Regions from separate parts of the Homo sapiens genome. Here region 2 is linked to region 1. Evidence: read pairs that join two places in POLR2A ChIA-PET (ENCODE). Cell type or tissue: Caco-2. All regions are shown on one strand. Links, peaks and the distances in the headings refer to the core of each region. The heading gives the core; the rest is flanking DNA.

What was found. Peaks named below come from ENCODE experiments on the same cell type or tissue, not always from the same donor. Only the 100,000 strongest peaks of a DNase experiment are listed, where the experiment ranks them.
Region 2: POLR2A ChIA-PET joins it to region 1 with 6 read pairs; 2 of 35 experiments call an interaction of 5 or more read pairs at or near these places.

What each region holds. Positions count from the first base shown.
Region 1 is chr13:43,109,105-43,118,431 of GRCh38, reverse strand. DNAJC15 (DnaJ heat shock protein family (Hsp40) member C15) reads right to left here. Exons shown (of 6, transcript NM_013238.3): 6 at 4,219-9,327. LINC00400 (long intergenic non-protein coding RNA 400) reads right to left here and starts at 5,267. Exons shown (of 3, transcript NR_047013.1): 1 at 5,149-5,267. In Caco-2, for the core only: no CTCF peak of the experiment used is centred there; a DNase peak (open chromatin) is centred at 4,641.
Region 2 is chr13:43,179,376-43,188,702 of GRCh38, reverse strand. It overlaps the pseudogene MOCS3P2. Among named protein-coding and RNA genes, the nearest start is that of LINC00400, 71 kb to the right of the region's middle. In Caco-2, for the core only: no CTCF peak of the experiment used is centred there; no DNase peak of the experiment used is centred there.

The DNA.
Region 1 (9,327 bases), core at 703-8,702:
AACCCCTTCTTTGTGAAATAAATCTTGAAATTTAATGCATTAATAATGAGGCACATACGTTACTATATCACAAATGTTTTTCAATTTTATAAAAAATGTTGTTTTAAACTAATTGGTTTCCTGTGAAATTTTTTTTTGTTATGCATTTGAAAACATTATTTGAAAAGAGATGCATAGCTAAGTGGGTGCTATAAGGATGAAAGAAATAATATAAAGAATGTTTGGCACAAATATCAGGCACTTAGTAATTAACAGCCGTTAATATTATCATACCTTGCTTTGCCATAATCCTGGCCAAAGGACTGTTTCTTTTTTCCTCTAAATGCTCTTGGATGACGTTTTCAGCTGTTAAACACGTTTTCTTATTTAGCCACAGTGTCGTTGTAAAATACTTTGGTTCAATTTCCAGTCTAGAGATGAGCATATTTGCCTACAGGCATTTCCTATAAGATCAATTCCTAAGGCTTTATGTGAATATGTACTAGAAGAGACCCCAGAAAAAAAGAATATAGTTGAGGTTAGGATGTTGGAAATACTGGTAGTTATCCATTCTTTTAAAAATCCACTTGGAATATTTGTATAGTACTTGAAATAAAATAAAAGCAGTGGAGTAAAAAAGACAGGCTGTGAAGATGAGCAGTTTTTGAAAAGCTATCATGTACAGGCACTAAGCAGGCATGTCTATATGAAAGCATTAAACTCTCCAAATAACCCTCTGAGGTATGTATTATTATACCCATTTCATGGGTCAGGAAACCAAAAGAGAGGTCACAAAACTTCCACAAGATGACTGTGCCAACAGAGAGGGTCAGGGATTCAAACTGAGGTCAGTGTGACTCGGAAAGGTGTGCTCCTTCTACAGGTCCTATGGCCATCAGTGAGCACCTATGCAAGTGGCTCAGCAAAGGCTGTCCTGCCTAGAGCCACATAGCTCATCAGCTGCAAACTAGGAGACTAGAACCCACGTCTTTGTTCCTCAAAGTTAAAGGAACTCAGGTATGTTCTTTGAGAAAAAAATTGCCTCCATCAGATATATTTTTTAAAAGAAATTTACAAAGTCCTCAAGTAAATCTTTATTGGATAATTTAGGTTGGGCCACGTATTATCAGAAAATGCCTTGATAGTAACTGAGAGATGTGTTGCCACACCCCTTCCCCTCCCCTCTCAAAGCACTTTGGATGGGTAGATACAGTTTTCCAAGAGGCATCAGCATAAATAATAGATCATGAAAAGAAACACTAGGCACCATCCTCCTTTGAAAGTGGATCAAATTGGCCACACACGTAGGTGTGTCTGCTTAATGGAGTCGAGGGAGAACAAGACCAAAGATGACTTCATGTCAAGTGAAAAACATCTTCATACAGAGCTGAACATATGCAGATCCCATTAGAGCAATGCAAGTCACTTGCAGATGTTACCTGGCAGCTTTGCACCTGGCTCTGTGAAAAATACTAATTGGCTTCAAGTTATAGTCAGACACCTGATTGGCTGGGATGTAAAATAAAAATTTAAATCCATCAGTGTGGGAGGCTTGCAGCTTGGAGCCTATACAAGGCATCTATGCACAGAGTCCGTGCTTGGCATTGGTGAATTCCTGTACCGGGCTCCAGATAGAAAACTTAAAATGATGCAGTATTACCCAACGTGGATTTAAACAAACAGAAGATTTTCCAGCTACCTGCAAAATGGAGCAAAGATTCATGCCTGGAACTGGAAATAAAAAATGCCAACTCAAATTTGGTGCTCTTAGGCCGAGGATGAGCCACTTCCTCCATGTATAAAAGAAAATGGTTCAACACTCTAGTGACTACTCTGTGCAAATGCGAAATGGTTCTTGGATGAAAAAATCAATGTTACTGTGCCTTGCAAAAATATTAATAATGCCTTGAACAAACACTTCTCTTCGAGGAGTCCAGAACACGCTGTGCATTTCTTCTCATTACTCCCTATGCCCTTCTCGTTAGTCTCACTGTCTCCCTCTGTGGGCAGGTAGGTGAGTGGTATTTCAGAAGGGGAAAGCAAGGTGAGGCGGCTTGGAGAGCTGGGTCGTGGACCCAGAGCTCCTCAACTGCCCAGCAGGAACCACGCCCAAGCACCCTGATGCTGTGGGTGTCTAGCAGATGGACACAAGTGTAACTGGTGCAAAAGCAAAAAAAGGCCAAAAGTAGGAAAGGACAAAGGATGAGGGAGAAAGAAAAGCTTTCACTGCCATTGTGGATTTGTAACTCCCAGACAGCAAAGACCAAAAGTTCTTAGGCTAAGCAGCCTCAAGAACAAGAAACGGTTGCTGATGGGGGTTGGAAGGGAGACACAAAACCTAGAGGATAGCAGAGTCAACTGCCATGCATTTCATCACGTGATCCAGAAAGTTGGAACCCTCGTCAGTAACTCAAACACCAAAAATCTCTAAGCCTCTTTTGGTTGATCAATTTGGCCCCTAAAACCAATTTACACTACAGCAGTTCCCACTGCTGCTAGCGAACGAGGCACTGAGCAATTACTGCCTGACCTATTGCTGACCCCACTAGGTGTTCATGGCTCTAGATATTTCTGGTGAGTTTACATGGGTGACACATTTGTCAACCAGATTGTTCTTCTTTCTCCAGGAGTAACTGCTGGCCAGGCTTTGAGGGAAAACACTGTACTCCCTTGATATTATTAAATACAAGAGACCCTCATACCTTCTGGCACCAGAGACTTTACTCAGAGCCCTAAGGGAAGAAGCTGCATGGAACTGAGCGCATTATTGAGCCACACACCAGATCTGAGGGACTTCCCTTTTGGCATTCCTGCTCTATTAAAAATTCAGTCCATGTAATCCCAGCTACTCGAGAGGCTGAGGCAGGAGAATCGCTTGAACCCAGGAGGCGGTGGTTGCGGTGAGCCAAGACTGTGCCATTGCCCTCCAGCCTGGTCAACAAGAGCAAAACTCCGTCTTTAAAAAAAAAAAATCAGTCCAAAAAAGAGATGGTGACACATTATAATCATCTACTTGTCTCTGCATTTCTACATAGAGCATATGTAGGGAATAGCTGCTTCACAAATATTTTGAATAAAAAATGTAAACTAATAATTTCATCAGTTGTATCTGTCTTCAGGTTTCCCACACACCATACATATTCTTGCATGGTTTCAGATCATGGTAATATGTATTCAATTATGTCTATACAGAAAATTGTTGTTCCATACATAAATCCCATCAACAGATTCAAATAGAACACGCTCGCTGTGGGATTCTGTGTATTGTTCTTAATTCACTAGACTGCTGTGAAAAACATATTCATCTCCTGAAAAAAACAAATCCAAGCTCCTGTTTTATGGTAGACAGGCCCTTTATGTTATGCAAGCCCAACACTACCAGTCCTCCTCCTTCTACAGATTTGGAAACATCACTCGATAGTGCCCATGATATCATGAGACCTTTAGGCCAGTTAAGCAACTGCAACATACACTCGGCCCACAGAATGTCTAACTGGCCTTAGTAGATATTAAGATGTGACCACTTCATGGGGCAGGATGTGTTTGTATGTGTGCCTGCCTGCATGCACACATAGGGGAAAGACAATGAAAGAGCCAGAGAGGGGAAACAGAGGGCACATATGTCTGTACTCTCCTCCTGTTGGAAGTTGAAAACAGCAGCCTTATTCTTTACGCTAAGTATAGGTTCCAGGCATTTGTGCAGTCATATTCAATAATATATTCTGGGCCTGACAGTTCAGATGTGTCAGCATTTCTATTACCATTGCCTATGTTTAGAGTTCTTTATGCAGTCAAAAGTGCTAAGGCCAAAAATTGATATGAAGATAACAGAGGCAAGATATAAGTAAATAAACCAAGGAACTAGGCACTTTTCTTTGGTATTTGCATTACAACATAAATATAAAAATCAATTTAAAAGTATTGTTGGGCTGATTTCTATTTTTTCCCTTCTTTATTTTGGTATGAGAGGTAAAAATCCAAGTTTCAATAATGGCTTCTGAGAAAATTCACATGTCTATGATTTGGGTTTCTAACAGTTGCTTTTAAAAGTGAACCAATCGATACTGTGTCCTGAGGGACAACTGGGCTGAGCATCTCATGAGGAAGTAAAGGGAAGTGTAGAAAAAGTGAAAGACTAAGATAGACTTTCAATAAATAAAAGAGTTCACAATGTAGATGAAGTTGTACAACACATGAGGTGTTCTTCAAGAATTATACAACAGAAAAATTGAGTGTAAATTCAATTTTAGCAGATTAGGTTTTATTTTAACTGCATCGGGAAAACCACATAGATAAAACTATCTTATTGTTTATCCTTTACAATTTTAAAGCAAAACAAACACAACAGCATTTTATTTATTTAATTGTAGTGCATCCGTATTTTCACATATTGGATTTTAAAAAATCTCTGCTTACAAGAAGAAACGAAAGCCCAAACAAGAATGTAGTATGTAAGCGAGTACAAAATGAGATAGAGTAGAAGGCAAACTGATTACCTAAGTCCCAAGAAGTCAGGAAACAAAGTGTAACTCAGATCCAAGCAGGGTTAACCAGGAAAGGCTGCATTTCTGTGTGTACCTGCTGCTTTCTTCAGCACTGCACTGTACAACATTCTGGGGCAGCCTGAGAGATGCAGACTATACAAATATAGTCTCACATCTCACCACCAAAGCACAAACATTCCAGAGGCATGGAAGCCAAAGTGTAAACACTTCTGCAGTCAACTCTTAACTATTCACATTTACAGAAGGAAAGAGCAAAGGCACCACTAATCCAAGAATAGATAAATGGAAAGATCACTGAGTTAGCTTTGGAATACACTCTTGCATATAGGTGTATCCATGTTCAAGGAACTCACAAGTCTGTTATGAATATTAGTCATAAGGAGTTAGAAACTTTCTCCAGGAGTCAGAAACCTTTTCACCATTTATTACAGCTACTGGAAATAGAGAATTAACTGGACAATCTCAAAGACACATTCTTAGACTGGTAACTAAAGTTCCATTGACTCCACCAGACAACTATAGAACTATACACAATTTTGGAATTTGGCAAAAAAAGTATGGCATGGACAAATAACCCTGTTCAAAATTGAAAATAAACAGCAGGAAACAATTTTTAAGAATTCTATAAAAGTACTGAAATTCCCTTTCAATTGCTGCAAGTTACCTCATTTCAGTTGTCTTGTTTTCATTGCCTCTCTGCTCCTTTCAATATATTCGGTTTTCTTGTTTTCATCTTTAATACACTGAGCTCTCTCTTCATTTCTTGTGCCAGGTCTGCTGCTTCACCTTCATGAGCTGTCTTCAGAACCTTGCTCTGGATGTTCTCCTTGAAAGCTCTTGTCCATGAACATTTCAGATAAAATCTTATCAAAGCTTCCTCCGTCATCACTCTGAGTCAAAGAAAGTCACTCTGCTAAACTTTACAACAGAACTTTTGCTATGTGCACTTGGATGGACATCGTAAGCTTCCAGGGAAGAATTAAAGAGATTAGGTACTCCTTGCCCATGATGCACAATGACACTGGATCCTTTCGTAAACCTAATTTCACATTTATAATCCCAGGTCACATGCATCAAAAAATGAGCCAAAAGTCATACAAGCCCCTTCATTCTGATTCCCACATATTTAGAATGAGTGCAATATAATATAAACAGCATGCGATTCAGAGTCTGAATTTGGTTCCTAGTGCCACCACTTACTGGCTATGTAATCTTGGAAAAGATCCTAAACTCCTCTGAGCCTGTTTCTTAACCTGTAAAATGGGGATACATAATAGTACCTCTTAGGCTGGCTATGAAAATCAAGGTAACATAGGTAGAATGTTTGGCACAGGTACTAAACGTTAGCTAATATTATTAATGCTTTTCTTAAAATGAACTTATTCTAATTATTGGCTTTTAGCATTATAGTTTAGATGTCCATATTGAACCAATATCTCTATGTGATTTTTATCCTGTCATAATTGAAGTTTGCCACTGTTGATCCCCCCTGCTAAGTTGAGATACTAATTTGAAATTTATGGCCAACATCTAGCCTGAGTGATCATATTCCACCCGTGTGAAATTAAGCTCCCTCTTAATGCTGAAGATTGAGTATTTCTCTACATCTATGTAATATAGTCTGTTCAGACTTAAAATTTGGAGCAGTGCTGCTAGATACTGTTGAATCGAACAGAGAGGGAAAGGGTTATTATGGCAGGAAGAGAAATGAAGATTACTTAATGAACTTGCATTTCAATTGAGCAGGGTTTTTAATACAAAAGAAAGAGCTTTTTATAAATTCTTTTGCTCAGCAACAATAAAAAGAGGAAAAGAGCACTCAGCTGGGAACAATAGCTACTCAGCTCATAAAAAATCATTAGAAGGAACATTTTCTTTGTCCACCATGCCCAGCAATTTTGCTGGTGGGCAATTATCCAGATCACTTAGGTTCCACCTATAAAAATGAGTCCAGAGAACCTTCTCAACTTTTCCAGCTAATAAATTATGCTAACAGAAGTCCTCATCTCTTAATGTGTGTAATGCCACCATAAATAAAATTTTGACTCATAATTCATGGAATGTTTTTGACAAGTAGATGATACTGATCCAGCCATTAATAGGATTTGCTCTTTGGGTTGCTTTTCCATTAGAAGGGACGGACTATGCTGACACATTTACTCATTCCCATCAAATCCTCCTTGCAGCCAGGAGCCTCCATCTAGTTGATGACTGTTGGGCGAGGTGCAGGGTGCCCGAGGACAGCATGGTTCCACTGTGTGAAATTGGCTGGTGTACTTGGATATTTAACTTTTCACTGCAGTCTCCGTAGCTCATCTTAAGTTGGTTGACTCAAGAGAAACTTCATATTCTTGACGTAAAGAGCCTGGCTGATTCATCTTCTCCCACAAATGGTATTAAACCATATTAAGCTAATTGTCAAGTGTGTTCAATTACCTTATCAATAAAAGCTCTTTTCTGTGTTCAAGGTTCCCCAGGACAACCAAAAGATTTCTGCACATGAATAAAATATATTATTTCTAATGATGCTGCTGGGTGATCAATCATAAGCACGCCCATTAATGCAACTCTTATATGTCTTGTTAATTAAAAAGTATGAAGGAAAAAGTTTCCTGTTTAAGAATGTATTTTTTTCAGTTTGAACATGTTGCACATTTTAAGAATGAATTTATATCTTTACTGCCTGATATAGTAAGTATTCAATATTTGCTGAATGTCTAAAATATATTTCATAAAAAGTAAAGTGCTTTGAAGACTAAACAATGTATTCCAAGCCCAACATTTTTTCCTTACTAAACTTCCCTCCACTTTTGACTTTACGCTGAAGACTGGCACCATCAACTAAAATCTAAATAGCTTTCTATGTTCCCCTTGAATTAACTGTCCTTGACTTACACTTTCTCTGCAATCGGAATTGTTTTATTTTTAAAAGGCCTTCCTAGGCCCTCAGATTGCATCTAAGATGTAAGTATGCACAGAAACTGCAATATCAACAGAGCTTAATTAAGCAGAATATGCAATGACAGCAAATATGCAAGCGCAATCTTTACTGAAGACAGGTAACCACTCAAATAAGCTTTTTACAGATAAGGAGTTGGGGGGAGGGTGTGGCTGGTGAAAATTCAGTTTTATAAGCCTACTGCCATTTAGATAATTACTCCTGAATATCTGCAACTGTACTTGTTCACTGCAACAATAAACAAGACTGATATGATCCTTGCTCTCAGAGAGCTCATAATTCATGATATTACTTTTGCTGGATGCACCAGAAAAAGAGGGATACATTTTAACCTTCTACTATGTAGGTATAGTTGTGGAGATCTGGGGATTAGGATGGCATCTTTAGGTACAAGGGTAACAGCAGAAAAATAGTTGTATTTATTATCTGAAACTTTCTGGGCTTATATTTCAAGTAACTGTAGTTCAATTATACATGCCTGACTTTGTTCTTAAGTAATGCCTTCACAGACTCAAGGGGGAAAAAAAATCCCAAACCTGTCCTGCTGCATATTAAAGATGAGCACTGATTCCTTCAGTCCTCTCTATCCTCTCCCTTTGAATCGAGGCAGGCTCTGTAATTCTTAGGCCAACTGAATATGGCACAAGTGATGCCCTGACAGTTTCCAGACCCAGAACAATTTGGCAGCTTCCATTTTTTGTCTCTCAGACCGACCACTCTCTGTTATAAGACAGCTGCTATGGTGACGATGCTCTAGTAGCCCTGTTGAGAAGCCTATGTAAAGAGGAACCTGTGCAGAAAGGAACTGAGGCTCTCAGCCAACAACCAGGCCCAACTTGCTGGCCAGAGAAGTGGTGCCTCCAGCCTGTTAATGCTGCAAGGAATAGAGACGAGCTGTCCCCACCATGTTCTATCCAAATTGCAGATTCGAGGGTAAAATAAATGATTACTGGGACATAACTGAAACTTTACCCTGAATCCAAGGTATTATTAAAGATAAAACTAATTAAATGAGGCAGTGAAAGAAGTAAAAATTACATTTTTTTAAGCATTTACGTGACTAAATGCTTTACACATCCTTATTCTCTACTATAACCTTATTTGACAGGATTTTTTAAAATTTCTTTTTATTATACTTTAAGTTCTAGGGCACATGTGCACAACGTGCAGGTTTGTTACATATGTAGACATGAGCCATGTTGGTGTGCTGCACCAATTAACTTGTCATTTACATTAGTATATCTCCAAATGCGATCCCTCCCCCCTCTCCCCGCCCCACAACAGGCCCCGGTGTGTAGGATTATTTTCTCTATTTTATAGATACGGGTTATTGACTAGAAAATTAAGTAACTGCCCAAGATCACATAACAGGAAGATAGTATTCAAAACCAGATCTGACTCCAAGGCACCTGCAAAGCAAATGGGAAATAAGGAAATTCCAAGCTAATGCTGGGGTGACTCAAATTCTCATGAATAAAGTATGGATTAGGAAAATATGACATCAATTAAAAGGTGCATCTGAGGGTGCCCCAATATTCCTTAGCAGAGCTTTAAAAATTAGTGGTAACATTTTTTGATGCATAGTATTCAGAAAACAGCAACATTTTCTTGGTACGTAAAACTTTATGATGCCTGCTAAATGCAAGTGCTCCAGAGTAAAGAGGTTACAAAGATGAATGGCAAGATCCTTGCTCTAAAGGTTCTTGCATTTTAGTATGAGAAATAAGGTATGTTACACCAAGAGTTGCTTCACAAGGTACCAAGCTATAGCCCCTATAGTTATGTACCATGTGAAGAATAAAGTGCTATGGGAATTTATTCATTCACTCAACAAATATTTATTGGGTGCCAATGTAACACCAAACAAGACAGATACAATGCCTG
Region 2 (9,327 bases), core at 918-8,917, 70 kb before region 1:
AGGGCAGAAAGAAGCATGACAGTGGTTCCTCAGGCCCTAATTCTAACACATTTATGCATTTCTGCCAAGCTCATTTGAGTATGACATTGAAGTATGAGTATGATGTCTGGAACTGGGTCCTAGGTGATCCTGAGTCTCAGCTGGAGAACTGGTCCAGAGAGTATTTCAAGGTTCTGTACCACTTCAACCTAATCATTGTTTTTGTATATGACAGAGAACAAGCCTTGGAATCCTGGCATTAAAATCACATGTGGTCTCTGAAGGTAGAGTGTCATTTTATGAACAAGAGGAGAAGTCTGAATAGAAGAAACCTTTTATATAGCTAAAAAGAGCTAGTCTATACAAAATGGTGCAGAGCCATTTCTCCCAGCTCTTCCCACTAAACACACTATAAAATTTGGAAATAGTGCAGTAGGCCCCAAAGAAGAGAAAAGGGTGGTAAAAACAAGGTGAGCTACTGTGGGATTCCAGGACTTGAGGAACAACACAAAAGGAAAGTGATGGGGCATCTCGCATCCCAAATCAGGCCAAGGGGCCAGCATGAGACAGCCAGTTACAGTAGGTGGTCAGCCCTAAAGCCTCTTGGTCCCCATGGTCCTGAGACTCTTCTCCCCAACTCAGAGACACTGGGTTGGGGGCAGGTGGGAAGAGGTGGAGCCCCAGCAACCAAACTGACCCAAATAATACCACAAAGGCTCAGAAAATTAAAAAGCTAAAAAAAAAAAAAAAACTTTAGCTCATAAATGATTCTGATATTTTTGTAGCTAAGGATTAATAGGACAGGCTGGCATATATGGCAGCGTTGAGCTGCAGGACTAATAAAATGTTCTCAGTAAAAGGTTTTATCTAGAAATAGAGATGTCCAGGTAGGGTTGCTAGCAGTGAAAGCCCTTAACCTTAGCTTTATATTTTAAACACAGGCAGATTGAGGTTAAATTGAAATACACAATTTTATTGGTGTACAGGAAGCTAGAAAGAGACATTGGTCTGTACAAAGCTCTAAAATAAAATTTGATTTTCAGCTAAGGTGCTTTGGGGGAATACACATCAAAGCAGCTTTTGAATAAAATTGAAATGTGCTTTTGAGCAACATTTCAGGGTAGTGGACCCCTACCTGTATCAACAAGGCCTTACTTTTTTCAGGCCAATTTAAATATGAAAATAGACCATCTTCCTGAATCAGACCAGAATTTAGGATTCTAGTGCCATCATGAAAAGTATTATTACAGATGAGCAATGAGAAACTTTGGATAGTTCCTAAACTGTCCATATCTGAAGCAATAAACATCATAAGGTTGCCAGTTATCTGAAACCAAGCTGGGGAAGAAAGTAAAGTGTCGAGGTGGGTGGGAAGAATGTTTGACATGTTCACCAACATTTCAAAGAAAACAGAGGTCAGATATGAGAAATTAGTTAAGGATTAACTCAAGAATGTGAAATAAAACATCCCATATGGAGTTGCTATGTAATCAGTCAAATAACCAAACTGTCTCTTCTTACCCTCCCTCTTCCAAGATAAGATCCCTTCATAAATGACCTGTTCTGTAAAGAACAGTGGGAAAAATTGGTTCTTATGAAAATGGATTTGAAGCGTTTTGTTTTTTGGTTTTTTTTTTTCCTTTTTGGAGACAAAGTCTCACTTTGTCACCCAGGCTGGAGTGCAGCAGCGCAATCTTGGCTCACTGCAACCTCCGCCTCCCAGGTTCGAGCAATTCTCTTGCCTCCGCCTCCCAAGTAGCTGGGACCACAGGCACACACCTCCATGCCTAGCTAATGTTTTGGTAGAGATGGGATTTCACCATGTTAGCCAGGCTGGTCTCAAACTCTTGGCCTCAAGTGATCCGTCCGCCTCAGCTTCCCAAAGTGCTGGGATTACAGGCATGAGCCACTGCGTCCAGCTGGAAAATCAATTTTGAATTTCAAGAAGAGAATTTCCCTAATAACACCCAGAGGTTTTGAAAACAAAAACTGTAGCTAATAAAATCTGGTTGGATATATGACTTTCACAATGAAAAAGACTCCAAAATCTGTTGTACTTTTGTAGAGAAGTATTTTTTCAATCAGTAAGAGTCTGAAGACCACCAAGTCTACAAAGGCTGAAACCTCTGTCAACTATTGAAACAACAACTAGAGTCATGCAGCCAACTGCTCCCTGGAGCATGATGAAGATGCTCACTGTCATCTCTCCAGCAACATCCCATGTGGTTTTCTGCAAGTGTCTTTGTCTTAATTTCTAAGACTTTAAAAATGTAAAGAATTTCTAGCTTGCTAAAGTCTGTATTAAAAGAATGGAATATAATCTGCCAGATTAAAAGTGAGTTTAGGGTTTTTTTGTGACTTTTTCTTCATTATAAAAATAGTACACACTCAATATTAAAAACCTTTGAAAATACAAAAATATATAAAGAAGAAAATGTTTAAAAACCCTTAATCTCACCATCTAACATTAAGTTCATTAAAAATTGGTTTGTATCTTTCCAGCATTTTCCCTAAACATGTAACTTTTTTAAAAATTGGAATCATGCTACATGAAAAGTATGTATCATTTTCCTCTTTATATCTTATTCTTCTATATCAATAAATATTTTTCAATACATGATTTTGAATCACCACAGACTATTCTATCTCATAGATGTACCATAATTATCATCCTTATCATTGAATATTTAGTTGACATCCAGTTTTCTCTATTAAGAGTTTTAGTGAATATCCTTGTATGTAAATATATTTTCTGCCTCTCTAATAATTTATTTCTGATTTGCTCACAGAATTAGAATGGCTGAGTCAAAGGGTATAATGTGTTTAAGGCCATGGGCTAACTGAAACACTGCTTTTTAGAGAGGTGAACTAGATTATACTCTAATCAGCCATGTGTAAGAATGCTTGCTTTACCATATCCTTGAAAGAAATGATTCTTAACAAATTCGTGGGTAGACTTCTGTTTCCAGCATCGGCCAACTAGATAGTTTCAAAGAAGCCTTCTGGCTGAGAATAACCAGAGAAGCAGGATAATATATATTTTAAAAATATTTTTAAAGACATGAGACCTATCAAGAAAGTAAGACTTGTGAGGCAAAGATATGGAAGAGGAGAAAACCAAAAAAATGTAAACCCACAATTCAGAGTCACGTTGATACTTACAGCTGTTACTGATGTTCAAAGTCAAGGTGGCAGCTAAGAGTCTGAGAAACAGAGAAGGGCTTTTAACAGCTCCAGATTTAACAGTCAAAACTTGGAAATCACTAAGAAGAAGGGGCCCTGGTAAGCACCCTGGGCTTTCAGGATTGGAGGCCTAAAATGCGTGGGTGAACCAGCAACAGACCACACCTCACACTTAAGTCAAGCTTGATTGGATTAAGGTCATCAACTTCCTTGCCTAAATGCCTGCCAGAAACAAAGTAAATCCTCTCTGGAGGGGATAGCATAATCCAGAGCCACAAATTATCTCTGCCATTTTTCATGAAAAATATCTGAAGAGTTCAATAAAGAATAAATAGGTATACAAAAAAGCAAGGCTAAAGAGAAAAAAAAGAGAGAAAAAGAAACAGAAACAGAGCAGCGACAACAAAAACAATCCAGATACTGTAGCTGTAAGACACAGCTAGATATGTTCAATAAATTAACAAGAAGTTCTGACAAGAGTTAGAACCAGAAAATATAAAAAATAATCAAATTACATTCTAAAGCTGAAAACTATCAGTGAAATATAAAACTCAATAGATGGAAACAACATAAATATCCATCAACAGATGAATAAATAAAATATGGTACATGTATACATTGTTATTCAGAAATAAAAACAAATGAAGACTGCTACATGGTACAACATGGATCCACCTTGAAAACTATGCTAAGTGAAAGAAACCAGCCACAAAATACCACATACTGCATGATTTCATTTATATAAAATGTCAAAAACAAGCAAATCTATAGAGACAGAAAGCAGACTAGTGGTTGCCCAGAGGTGGGCATGATGGGAGGTTAAGTGGTGATGACTAAGAGGTCAGGGTTTCTTTTCCAGGTAATAAAAATGTTCTAATAATGTTCTAAATGTAAAAAAGAAATGTGGTGATGGATACACAACCATGTAAATATACTAAAAGCCACTGAATTATACACTTTAAATGGGTGAATTGTATGGTGTGTGAATTAATGTCTCAATAAAGCTGTTTTAAAAAAATCCTCATAGCATGATTCCAAATGGATAGATTTAAAAGCCAATTAGGTACAGTTCAAGGTGCACGCCTCTTGTCCCAGCTACTTGAGAGGCTGAGGCAGGAGGAACACTTGGGCCCAATAGTTCGAGGTTACAGTGAGCTATGATCACACCATTGCACTCCAGCCTGGGTGATAGAGTGAGACCCTGTCTCTAAAAAAAAAGAAAAGAAAGGAAAAAGATACTATTAAAAAGATGTTTAGTAAACTGGAATATAGGCCAAAATAAAATGTATTGATTGACACAAAGGGACAAAAAGATGGAAAATACAGGAAAAAAACTTAAGAATTAAATGGGACATGGTGAAAAGTCTGACAGACCTATAATGGGAGTTCCAGGGAGAGAAAATAGAGCAAAAGTAACAGCTGAAGAAATAACGATGACCCTCAATGTTCCAACAGAAAAAGGATACTAACCAAGCTCCATTAGCCACAAGAAAGATACATAGAAGGAAATCACACCTAGAAAATATCACACTTAAAATTTTGAAAATAAAAACCAGGAGGAAATTAGAAAGGCAGGAAGATAAAGTCTCATTATAAAAAAAAAAAAAAAAGAAGATAAAGACATTTTTCAGTCAAACAAAGCTAAGGAAAAAAAACCACCACAGAAGCTTCACACTAAAGGAAATCCTTTTTTTTTTTTTTTTTTTTTTTTTTTTGAGATGGAGTCTCGCTCTTATCGCCCAGGCTGGAGTGTAGTGGCAAGATCTTAGTGCACTGCAACTTCTACCTCCCGGGTTCAAGCAATTCTCCTGCCTCTGCCTCCTAAGTAGCTGGGATTACAGGCGCCCGCCATCATGCCCAGCTAATTTTTGTACTTTTAGTAGAGACGAGGTTTCGCCACATTGGGCAGGCAGGCTGGTCTCGAACTCCTGACCTCAGGTGATCTGCCCACCGTGGCCTCCCAAATTGCTGGGATTACAGGTGTGAGCCACCGCACCCAGCCAATACTGACGTATTCTTTAAGTTGAAGAAAGATGACTTCTCAATGAAGCAAGGAGATGCCAAAAGGAGTAACAACCAATAGAACTAGTGACAATATGGGTAAATGTAAAAGAATACTGACTCTATAACACAATCGCATCCTCTAGGATTTAAAATTTATATAGAATCAACACACATGACAACAATATCACGTAAGTTGATGGAGAGGGAATAGATTTAAAGTCCTTACATTGTCTGGGAGAGGTAAAGGCATTGTTTTATTTTCTAAAAAGTCAGTAATTTAAGATAACTACTAAAATAACATAAATATTAACAGAGAACATTTGAATTATGAGAAATAATTCAAAAGAGTCAATAAAGATTAGAAAAAGAAAGATAACAAGTGGGAAAAATAGCCTTTACTAAAATATATCAGTAAATACATAAATCTATACTAAATACTGAAAATGAAATATAAAGACTGGTAGATTAGACTTAATAAAAATCAGCCATATATTGCTGATAGGAAACAGGTACTAATTATAAGAGCATTTAAATATTGAAAGTAAAGAATTGTGTGATGTGTGAATCCATTGGTCAGATAAAAAAAGAAGGAAGAGATAGGACATTGGAATTTTGAGCAAAGAATTAGCTGCTACAATTTATTAAATATCAGGAAAATAAACATTGAGGCAGGGTTAATTACCAGAGATAAATAAGGATGTTTCACAAGATAAAATGGTTAATCCACCAGGATCACATACAATTCTGAAGTTATATGTACCTAACCCATATTTGTATGAAAAATATGTAAAGCCAAAATAACAGAAGTAAAAGGACATGTAAAAAATTCACAATTACAATGAGAGATTATAACATAACTCTCTCAATAACAGATAGAACAAGCAAACAATACATCAGTAAGGATACAGATTAGTGCAACAGGATTACAAAACGTGGCCTAATTGACATATTTAGAACACTGAACACAATTTCAGAATGCACATTTTTTTCAAGTGCACACAGAATATTTACCAAAATTGACCATATGTTGGAGAATGGGGCAGGTCTCAAAAATTTCAAAGAAAAAAAAAAAATCATACATGCTGTATTCCCAGGGGACTCTAAAATTCACCTAGAAATTAAAAACAAACAATAACTAGAAAATATATCTGGAAATTAAGAAATCCAATGCTAAATAACCCAAGATTCAAATAAAAAATTATAATGCAAATTAGAAAATATTTTGAACTAAATGATAATGAAAATATATCAAAGCTTATGAATCACAGTCAAAGCCTTATTTAGAGGGAAATTTATGGCTTAATAAGCCAGTCAAGAAGAACTGGAAATCAATTTATCTGAGAAACTATTTCAAGAAGTTTTTAAAAAGCAAATTAAATTTAAATAAAAAATAAAAGATATTACTGAAATAAACATAGGAGAGGAGAAACTAAGACAAAAAGTTGGTTCATTCAGTAGACTAATAGCCTAGATCAGGAATAAAATAACTTCTTCTGTAAAGGACCAGATAAAAAAAATTTTTTTTTTTTTTTTTTTTTTGGTCTTTGCAGACTTTACGGTCTCTGTGAAACTCCTCATCTCTGGCATTGTGGTGCTGCTATAGATAATATACAAATGAATAAGTATGATTGTGTCCCAACAAAACTTTATTTTATAAAAACAGACACAAGGCTAGAGTTGGCCCAGGGCTGGAGCTGGCCAGCCCAAAAAAATGAGCCCTGGTCAGGGGTGTGAGTTTCTATAGAGAGCGCTCACACAACTAAAATTAGGGCTGAGAAAGCGTACATTATTACAGGTCCCATTAGACATTAGAAAGCTCATAAGAGATCATTGTGAACAACTTTGGGCCGATTAATTTAAAATTTTAGATGAAATAAACCCTAAGGAAAGTGCAACTTATCAAAACGAAATGCAAACTCAAAATAGTTCTGTATCTATTGAAACCTTCCCTTAATGAAAATTCTAGATCCAGAATTCACCAGTGACTTCCATGAAATATTTATGGAAAAAATTACATAAAATAGACAAATTCTGTAAAGTATTAAAAGAGACAATACTCACCAAATCATTTTATGAGGACAGCATAACACTGAAACCAAAATTTGCCAGTGACATTACAATAAAACTAGAGCTCCAGCTCTCTCATTTACACAGATGCAATAAATGATATACAAAATTTTAGTAAATCAAATATAGCAAACTACAAAAATGATAACACACCATGAACAATTTGGGTTTAAGAAAAAAAGTTGGATTTCACATTCAAAAATCAATGTATTGAATGAAATGTATGTGTTGAATGTATGTATTGAAATCATTGTATTGAAAATGACTTCCAAACCATGGCCTCTAGGGAGGAGACACTCATCTTGCAACTGAAGTTGCCCAGCAGGAGGAGGAGCTCAGTTCGCGGAAGCAGACACCGGTGGAGGCTTCTGTTAAAGCACGAGCCAGAGCCTGAGCCCGAGCCCCTGGTTCGGTCTTCCGAAGGCCACCAAGTCGAGACTGCGCTCAGCCAACAGCTAGTGCTGCCTGCGCTGGCATGGCTGAAGTTTGCACACAACGACTATGTACCAGCAGTGCGGGCTGCAGTTTGAGGGGCTGGCTGGCCTGCTGGGCCTTGGCCTTTTCTGCTTCTGCTACCTCACCTTGGCCATGGATGCGTTCCCTAAGTCCGGGCCCTCACGACACTGCGCTGATCTGGCCTGCTGCTAGGACCTGATGGTGACTGTTCAGACAACATGCCGTTCACCACGTGGTTAATAAATGCTGGCCAACCTCTCCTGTGCTTGGGGGACCACGTGATAGTCTACCACTTGCTATCCCTTCCTCTTCCCCCAAACCACTTCCAACCGGGCAGATGGAGCGTGGGTGGGGGGAACATCAGGGGGTGGCAGTGAGACAGGGGTCAACATGTAGGGTTGCCTGCGGATGCTGGAAGTGCTGAGATCTCTGCTGTTTGGGCCTCTTTGCAGTAGCAGCCTGTTGCTCTTGTGCCCTAATTGGTTCCTTCCTGCCGGTTCATGGTCTAGCTGACTTCAAGAATGAAGAAGTGGACCTCCCCTGTGAGTGTTACAGCTCTGAAAGGTGGCACGGACCCAAAGAGTGACCAGCAGCAAGATTTACTGTAAAGAGCGAGAGAACAAAGCTACCACAGCCTGGAAAGGGACTAGTGGGTTGCTGTTGGCTTGTTGTGGGCGGCCAGCTTTTATTCCCTTATTTGTCCCGGCCCACCTCCTGCTGATTGGTCCATTTTACAGAGATCTGATTGGTCCATTTTGCAGTGTGCTGATTGGTCCATTTCACAGAGTGCTGATTGGTCCATTTTACAAACCTCTAGCTAGCCGCAGAGCACTGATTGGCTCATTTTACAAACCTCTAGCTAGCCACAGAGCGCTGATTGGCACGTTTTACAATCCTAACTACAGAGTGCTGATTGGTGCATTTTACAATCCTCCTGTAAGATAGAAAAGTTATCCAAGTCCCCACCCAACCTAGAAGTCCAACTGGCTTCACCTCTCACTCTTAGATGTGTTCATAGGGTATTTCCATAGTATACAGTTGCAGTGTGCTTGTGGGGCCTGCCCACAGTGACAGATCTGGAAGACTACAAGGCCTTCTGTGGGTCCTCAGTGCTGCTCCCTGCAGTTGCTGAGGATTGGATTTCTATCACAGACTATAAGCCACTTCTGGATTCTGAGACAACCAACCTTACGGGGGACATCAGGCCTCAAATGGTGGTGGATATGTGTCATTTGACTCATGCCCTACACATCCCTTTGAAATCTTTAAAATAGAGAAATACCAAAGAGCCTGAAACTGATAAGAGAAGCAATCCCAGAAGGGAAGCCAGGCAAACAGGAAGAGGCAACTCTTCCCTTTTATGTGATTTGCAAACTGAGCAAAGCTTCCCAGAAAGCCTTGAAGATCCTACAGTTCTTAACAGCGACCCAAGAGTTAGACTGTAACAGTTCAGGATGTTGTGGTGGGGCTTCATGGCCTGAGCTGCCAAAATTGATTAAACATTTCTGCAGTATATGGTATAGTCTGACCTGAGAAAGATGTGGATTACCGTAGTACTCGAACATCGATTCCTTTGCATTTTTCAGAGAAGAGCCTGGAATTCTACAATATCTGTAATTATATGGACTTCTTTTGTAA